Regions from separate parts of the Mus musculus genome. Here region 1 is linked to region 2. A link is a loop called in an ENCODE intact Hi-C map of the cell type or tissue named here. Cell type or tissue: left cerebral cortex. All regions are shown on one strand.

Evidence for each region. Peaks named below come from ENCODE experiments on the same cell type or tissue, not always from the same donor. Only the 100,000 strongest peaks of a DNase experiment are listed, where the experiment ranks them.
Region 1: a loop joins it to region 2, with 2.3 times the contacts of the local background. A loop is called at or near these places in 2 of 42 quality-filtered maps.

The regions. Positions count from the first base shown.
Region 1 is chr7:127,184,009-127,188,008 of GRCm38, reverse strand. No RefSeq gene overlaps it. Among named protein-coding and RNA genes, the nearest start is that of Cd2bp2, 10 kb to the left of the region's middle. In left cerebral cortex, CTCF peaks have their summits at 2,158 (motif pointing right) and 3,981 (motif pointing left); a DNase peak (open chromatin) is centred at 2,185.
Region 2 is chr7:126,830,075-126,834,074 of GRCm38, reverse strand. It overlaps Tlcd3b (TLC domain containing 3B), which reads right to left. Exons shown (of 5, transcript NM_029978.1): 5 at 3,856-4,000. 4930451I11Rik (RIKEN cDNA 4930451I11 gene) reads left to right here and starts at 2,579. Exons shown (of 4, transcript NM_183131.3): 1 at 2,579-2,664; 2 at 3,048-3,203; 3 at 3,278-3,365; 4 at 3,457-3,601. The coding sequence starts at 2,595. The coding sequence ends at 3,478. In left cerebral cortex, a CTCF peak has its summit at 1,975 (motif pointing left); DNase peaks (open chromatin) are centred at 1,637 and 1,957.

The sequences.
Region 1 (4,000 bases), 350 kb before region 2:
TTATATTTTTGCCCATTTTTTAAAAGCTGTAGTTGGGACTGGCGACATATGCTTATAATCCAGGTGCTCAGATTGAAGCAAGAGGAGGCTCATGAGTTCAAGTCTGGACTGGGGTGTAGCATGAGAGACATGGCTGTGTCTCAAATTAACTATAATTCTTAGAATTAGGTTATCTTCCTCTCACTGAGATATGAGAGACATTTTTATATCCCAGACACAAGGCATGGTCAGATGCTGCTGTTAAGTGTTCTCAGGCAGTAACTTCTCTTTCCTCTTCTTTTCTGAGACAAGTTTATGTCTCCTAGACTGGGCTCCAGCTTGCGTTCCTCTTAGGTCCATCTTCAGATACCGAGTTTACAGGCGTGTGTTATTACACTCAGTTTATGTGGTACTGAGGTACTCAGGGCTCTATGGATGCTGGGGAAACACTTTGCTGTAACACACCCCAGCCCGCTCCTGGAACTTACAGAGATCTGCCTGGCTCTGAGTGCTGGGATTTAAGCGTGCACCCTGCAGTTTCTTTTCAGGTTTAAAAACCAGTACCTCAGCTGGGTGTGGTGGCGCACGCCTTTAATCCCAGCACTCGGGAGGCAGAGGTAGGCGGATTTCTGAGTTCGAGGCCAGCCTGGTCTACAAAGTGAGTGCCAGGACAGCCAGGGCTACACAGAGAAACCCTGTCTCGAAAAACCCAAAAAAAAAAAAAAAAAAAAAAAACAAAACCAGTACCTCCTGTTTTGATTCATGTCTGTCCCTCTCAGCCCCAACCTGATTCTTCCCCTGCTGGGAAGCCCAGGACCTTCAGCATACTGAGGCAACAGGCAAGCTGCACCTGCAACCCTGTCCAATTTCTACCATCACATGGTGCTTGAGAATAGGAGGTGTAGCCAGGCGTGGTGGCGCACACTTTTAATCCCAGCACTTGGGAGGCAGAGGCAGGCAGATTTCTGAGTTCGAGGCCAGCCTGGTCTACAAAGTGAGTTCCAAGACAGCCAAGGCTACACAGAAAAACCCTGTCTCAAAAAACAAAACAAAAAAGAGAATAGGAGGTGTCAGGGGCTGGAGAGTTGGTGCAATGGTTAGAGCCCTGGATGACCTTAGAGAGGGTCTGAGTTCAATTCCTGCACTCACATACAGGTTCACAGCCATCCATAACTTTGGCTCTGGGCACAAGTAACCTGGCCTCCCCAGGCAGCAGGCATACATGTACAACACAGACATACGTTACAGACAAAGCACACACACACACAAAGTAAAAGAGAGAGAGTGGGGGCGCCATCTGAGCAACAGGTTACTAGGTGATTGCTTTTTCCATTTATACAGTTGCTATGCCAACAGTATAGGGTGTTACTGCACAGACCTAAATAGTGTATAACCTGTTACACAGCTGCCGGCTGGATCCTGGGCTGTAGCCCTGTGTATGTGAGTGACTCAATGTCATGGACAAGGGTAAGGGTGTGGGAATATTTATCCCTAAACATAGAGCAGGACCAGTAAAGAGGCCAGGCAAGCTCCTAGAGAAACATGAATGACCTCCAGGACATTTTCAGGACAGTCCGAGACAAAGCCCACTCTTTAGGCTGTGTCTCTCCACAGGCGAACTCGCCCTCTGCATGGATTGACCCAGACAAGCTGGTGACAAGGCAGTTTCAGTCACAGTCACTCCCGTGCTTTTTGTTGTTGTTTTCCCATTTATTTATTTATTTATTGAGACATGCTTTTTCTGTGTGGCCCTGGCTGTCCTGAAACTTGCCCTGTAGACCAAGCAGGCCTCAGACTCAGAGATCCACCTGCCTCTACCTCTTAAGTGCTGGATTAAAGGCCTGCAAATCTATGCCTGGCATTTGTTACTGTTTTGGTTGGTTGGGTGTTTGTTTGTTTGTTTGTTTGTTTTTGAGACAAGGTTTCACTAGCCTTGGTTGACCTAGAACTTGCTGTGTAAACCAGGCTGGCCTTGAACTCACAGAGATTCACCTGCCTCCTTTTGAGTGCTGAGATTAAAGGTGTAAGTTACCAGGCTTGACCTGTCAAGTTTGTTGTTACTTTAAAATGTAATCTTCCGTGTTCAACCCTGTCCCCAAGTTGTATCCTCAGTCAGTGACAGCTGACATGGGCTTGGAGGAATCCTTGGGTTTCCCACTGACATCTCTGAAGTTCTCTCTGGAGGTCAGCAGGGGGCTCTATTCTCTGTGAATACTCATGCAGTGTATGCTAGAGACAGATGGAGGGAGCAAGGCAGTTTTGGGAGACTGGATGTGACCACTATGGTAGACTTGGCTGGAGCCCCTCTGCCACCGACTCTTCTGGGTCCATCTAGATGCGGAGCTTTTGACCCCCTCCCTCCTGGGGGTATGAAGTCTGTGGAGTGGACTATAGGCCCTGGAGATACAGCCAACTGTGAACTGCCATGTAAGTTCTAGGCATCCAACTTGGGTCCTCTGTAAGAACAAGAACTCTTAACCACTGAGCCAACTCTCTTGACAGGATTGTTCCAGAAATTTCCCTAGTGCTCATGTATGTAGACCTATTAATGTGCACTTAGACACATCTGTACACTTTTCACGCACATCTGTTCTGGTGATGAGGAGAAATGTCACCCTCTTAGTAGTTGGAGCGTAGGACCTGCAGGGTGCTTCCTGAGGGAATGACAGGGTAACTGAAGAAAGGGGGTGGATCTAGGGGTTGCTTGGGCCAATAGTTATGCAGCAAGAGGCATAGACCTATTTCAGTTTCTCTGTTGTTTGAGACATGGCTGGCTTCCATTACAGGCAGGTGTCATCCTTTCAGCCTAAATCAGGAAATTCAACCCCCCACCACCACCCCCCTTTTACCAGTGTTACACATGGAACTCAAGGCCTTGTTCATGATCCGACCTTAGCTAGAATATTATCATCTATCAACAAAAAAGTCTATTTGAGGAAGATGACAAGAATGAAGGGGTTTTCCATGGTGTCTGCTCCTTCCTCCCCCCCCCCCCCCCCCCGGTTAACTAGAGAAGTCCTTTGTTCAGGAAGTATTAATAACATAAAATACTAGCATTGGGTTATTTTTTCACATTTTTTGAGATTACAATACAATTACATCATTTCTCCTTTTTGTTTCCTCTCTCCAAATTCCCCCACATACCCTCCCCTTGCTCTCTTTCAAATTCATGGCTGTGTTTTCCTGTAATTCTTGTTATGTATATAACAGATATTCCTAAATACATAAATATAACCCACTCAGTCTGTACACATTACTTGTGTGTATGTTTTCAAGGCTGACCATTTGGGACTGGATAACCAGTTGTGCTCTACCCAGGGTAAGGCTGTTGCTCTGCTCTCTGCATCCTTACTGTTCTTTGTCTAGGGTTGAGGTCTCCTGAGCGCTCCTTCATCCACATTAGCATGTCTGTTGGTGTCCTTGTTCAGATCAGGTTTAGGAAGTCATTTAGAGGAGGAAGGCAAAATAACAATCTAAAAAAGGTCATAAGGAACCAGCCTATTAAGTGCCCAGCTAGGGGCTGGAGAGATGGCTTTCCCAGGACATTCCAAGCCTGATTCATTTTAGGAGCTGTGAATTGGAGATGTTTTCCTCCAGAAGTCCCTTCTTCCTAATCCCCCATGGCTGGCTCCCTTTCTCTGTCAGGTCTCACCTTCTCAGGTCAGCCTATGAGAAAGAGCATTTCCTATCAGCCCCAGTGCTCTACGGTGTCTGCAGCATAAGCTTGTTTAGAATTTGTCTCAGGAGAAGTCAGTTTAGAGACTCACCAGCCCAGGTCTAAGTTCATCCCACAGGGGAGAATGTCCACAGGACAGTTGTCCAGGATATGAGTGAGAATTCTGGGAAAGAAACTGTGTCCGCAAAGACCGACTAACTGATTAGAACTGCTGTGGTTGCAGCTGTATAGCACCGGCTGCGCTTCCTGTGGACTTTGGCTTGATTTCCAGCACCATCAGGCACAGCAGTACATAGCACATTAGGTCCAGGAGATCTGATGCCTCCTGCTGGCCTCCTCAGGCAC
Region 2 (4,000 bases):
GGGCAGGTGGGGATGGGAACAGGAGTGATCAGGCGTGAGGAGGGAGGAGACGGAAGGGGAGAGTACTGAGAGAAATGACTGGAATGGGGAACGTGCAATGGAAACTCCTCTGAATCTCTAAGAGTGGTCTCCTAGTAGTGGGGGATATGGAATCTAAACTGACTATAACCAGGCAAGGCTCCCAGCAGTGGGGCTGGGGCACCAACCCAATCACAAAACCTTCAACCTACAATCTGTCCTGCCTGCAAGACAAGCTGGCGTAATTGTGGTGCAGAACTTGTGGGAGTGGCCAACCCATGACTGGTCCGATTTATGGCCCATGCTACAAGACAGAGCCCATGCCTGACGCTATGTGAATGACTAGGAACCAGGGGCATGACAGCCCAGAGACTCAGGATAGAACCAAGCACTGTGTGTGTGTGTGTGTGTGTGTGTGTGTGTGTGTGTGTGTGTGTGTGTGTGAAATGATTCCTAATGATATTCTGCTGTACTCATAAATTGGTGCCTAGCCCAACTGTCATCAGAGAGGCTTCATCCAGCAATTGATGGGAACAGGTGCAGAGACCCTCAGCCAAACACTAGGCAGAGCCAGGGGAACCCTGCAGAAGAGGGGGAGGAAGGATTGTAGGAGCCAGTGTGCTCAAGGATACCACAAGAACACAGCCCACAGAACACAGCCACAGCCCATCAGCTAAGCAGGGCACATAGGAAGTCACAGAGACTGCGATGACAATCAGGGCACATAGGAGCTCACAGAGACTGAGATGACAATCAGGGCACATAGGAGCTCACAGAGACTGTGACGAAAATTAGGGAGCCTCCATAGGTCTGTGCTAGGTCCTCTGCATGGGTGTTATGGTTGTGTCACTTGATGTTCTTATGGGATTCGCACCACTGTGGCAGCTGCCTCTGACTCTCTTGCCTGCACTTGGGACTCTTTTCCTCCTACTGGGCTGCTTCATCCAACCTTGATAGGAGGCTTATTGTATCTTGTTAGGCCATGTTCGATGAGTATCCCTGGGAGGCCAGCTCCTCTCTCTCTCTCTCTCTCTCTCTCTCTCTCTCTCTCTCTCTCTTTTAAGGGGATACAGTTGGAGTTCTTCTGGGGGAGATGAGACACAGTAGCAGGGGGACTGGGAGGAGTGAAGGGAGGAGAAATGGTCAGGATGTAATGTGTGAGAGTGAAGCTAGAGAGAGAGGACAGAAAAGATCAGGCGGAAGGGTTGGAATGTTGTGGAAATGTCTTCCAGGCATAGCTGTGGCACTCTTAGATTCTCAATAGCTGTGATTAACTGAAGAGGAGGAGGAGGAGGAGGAGGAGGAGGAGGAGGAGGAGGAGGAGGAGAAAGCTAATTCTGATGTAGAAGCACACTCCTTTAATCCCAGCATCATTTGGGAGACAGAGGCAGGTCTCTGTGATCTCCTGGCCCGAGAGAGGATCCTTTAATGAGGAGCCACCTTCAGGGCAAGTGGAGTAACAGAGTAGCCAAGAGGCTGTAAAACAAGCACGGATAGAATCAAGGAGACCCTGAAATGTCCTTGGCCCGGGTGGGCTGGAGTTCGTTTGTGATAGACAGGCCTAACTGCCAATCAGAGGCAAGCTGTCTCTTCCAACTCGAGGTGGGGCCTCCGGAGTGCAGGTCGCAATTAGGAAGTGACACGGGGAGGACTGAGGGAACTAGAGAAAAGAAACAGGGGTCGGGTGGTGGACGGTGAGGTTCACATGCCACCAATACCACCAAAAGGGAAACTGAGTCACGGTGAGGCGAGTAGACTAGGATCTTTGAATGGCCGAGAGATTAGCCTTGGAATGAGCCTGGGGAGTTCGTCTGTTGACAACACCCTCAGCCCTCTTCGCCTCCCCGCCTCCCGGTGACAGCCAGTCCCAAGAGAGGAGCCTGCCTGCCTGCCTGTAACCTGTAGAAGAGATGGTGGCACCGTCGGACCAACACTGCTGCCACCTGGTGGAAAAGTTGGCTATTTCTCTTGTGCCTCACCGTGCGCTTCCATCTCTACTGAGCGCTAAAACCAAGCCTGGAGATGGATGGGTGCAAACCCACGAACCTGGGGTTCAGAAAGGGAAGAGGACCCTCCCCCCATAGAAGAATGCACAGCCTTGGGAAGCGTTGTGTCAGCGTTCCTCGTCCCCCTGCACACTGGTTTGGGCCTCCCTCTTAGGGCTTCTGCCAATGCCACGAGCCAATCTGTGTAACTTGCTTGGCATTTTACTAAGCAATCAGTAAAGGAGTTTTATTTGATCCGAAGAACAACTGGAGATGTGTAGCCCTCCTCACCTCCCCAGTAGAGCGGTTATGCAAACACATGTCTCCTAGACCTAGCTAAGTTCTGGAACACCACAGAACTGACTGGTTCTGTAATAGAACTGAAGGCCTTGTGCACTCTGAGCAAAAGCTGTACCCCTGGCCTACACCCCAAGACCCCTCACCACTGTTGCTGTTATGGTCAGTGTCATCCTTGGGGCTCAATGGGGGCTCTTCTGCATCAGGAGCTAGAAGCACCTCATAGTCGGGCTAGCGGAATGGCTCTGGGCTGTGACATCATAGAATCCTACTCATTCATAGTCGTGGGGGGTTATGAAGCTGTGGCTGTGGGTAGCCGTAGGGGTGTGGATGTTGATGGCTGAGCTGGGGACCATAGAAACAGGTGGGGAACTGAGTTCAGGAATAGTAGGAATAAGGGAGGCTAGAGAAAGGGAGTAAACTTCATTGTGGGCAGGAGGGAGGAGGATGGCCCAGCCCCAGGCCTTAGTTTCCCCACCCCCCCCTTCCTTTCCCCTTCTTTCTTCCTTTTCTCTTTTTTCCTTCTTCCTCCCTTTTGTCTCATTTTACTTTGTCTTGAGACAAAGTGTTGCTCTATAGCCCAAACCTTCAGTCCAAACCTTTCCCCCCCATCTCAGACATGGTGGGCTTCTGATGGGAGCTCAGCCAGCCCTGGGACAAAACAATCAGAGCTCTGGGTTTGCCTGGCCTCATTGGTGGGCATGATGGCCCTTGGGCTCTTGTCACAGACTCTGCTTTGGTTTTTAGCCCCCAGAAGAGATGGAACCCGGCCCTCGGTTTCAGGAGCCAGACCCCAGCAAGTTGTAAACAGGCTTTTCTTTGATTATCCAGACTCAGACCGAGCTAGCCTTCTTGCTGTGGCCCGGTTTATTGGAGAGAAGCCTATAACGTTCGTTAAGACAGGTATGAATCAGCTTGATAGAGGGGTCTTCCTCCTGGCGGGGTCTGGAAGGACGCTGTTGTTCATTGTCTGGCAGATTCCAGTCCTGGGCTCTTCCAGAACATCCTGGTGGGGACATTAGTGGTGGCCTTCTTCTTCCTGCTTTTCCAGTTCTGCTTGCATGTGTGAGTTGTGTCTCTGTGTCCTCGCCCTACCCCTTCCAGAGGACCCAAGTCTCCTATGTGTCCCTCCTCATCTGATCTCCATACTCCTCAGGAACTTCCAGAAAGGGGCCTAATGAGATATCCAGCCAGAGCCAGCTGAGGTGAGCAGGTGAGCCAGAGACGGAGCCCTGGACCCAGCTGTGAGCCACACACATCTACCCTGCCTTCTGTTGAGAAATAAAGGTGGTGCCTCCTTCCTCCTAGACTGCAGTAGCCCTCTATGTAGCCACCCATCCCCCACCTCCTCCTTCTCCCTGACTTCGAAGTGGCCATTCACACACCCCATTCCTCCCAGGCTGCAGGCGCGCGCACACACACACACACACATACACACACACACACACACACACACACACACACACACACTTTCCCCCTTCCTCCTCAGTAGTTATGTAGTGACCCCTCCTTCTTCCTCCCCACTTCCCAGCCCCCAAAACTGGACCAAAGGGTCTTGCTGGCGTTCAGGAAGATCGTCTTTATTAGCGGTCTGTAAAAGCACCTCCCGGGGTCTGTGGCCCCCAGACTGGAGGAAGCCGCGATTGGCCTGTAGCACCAGGGACAAGCCGGGGCCGAGGGCTAAATGTGCCCCTGACAGA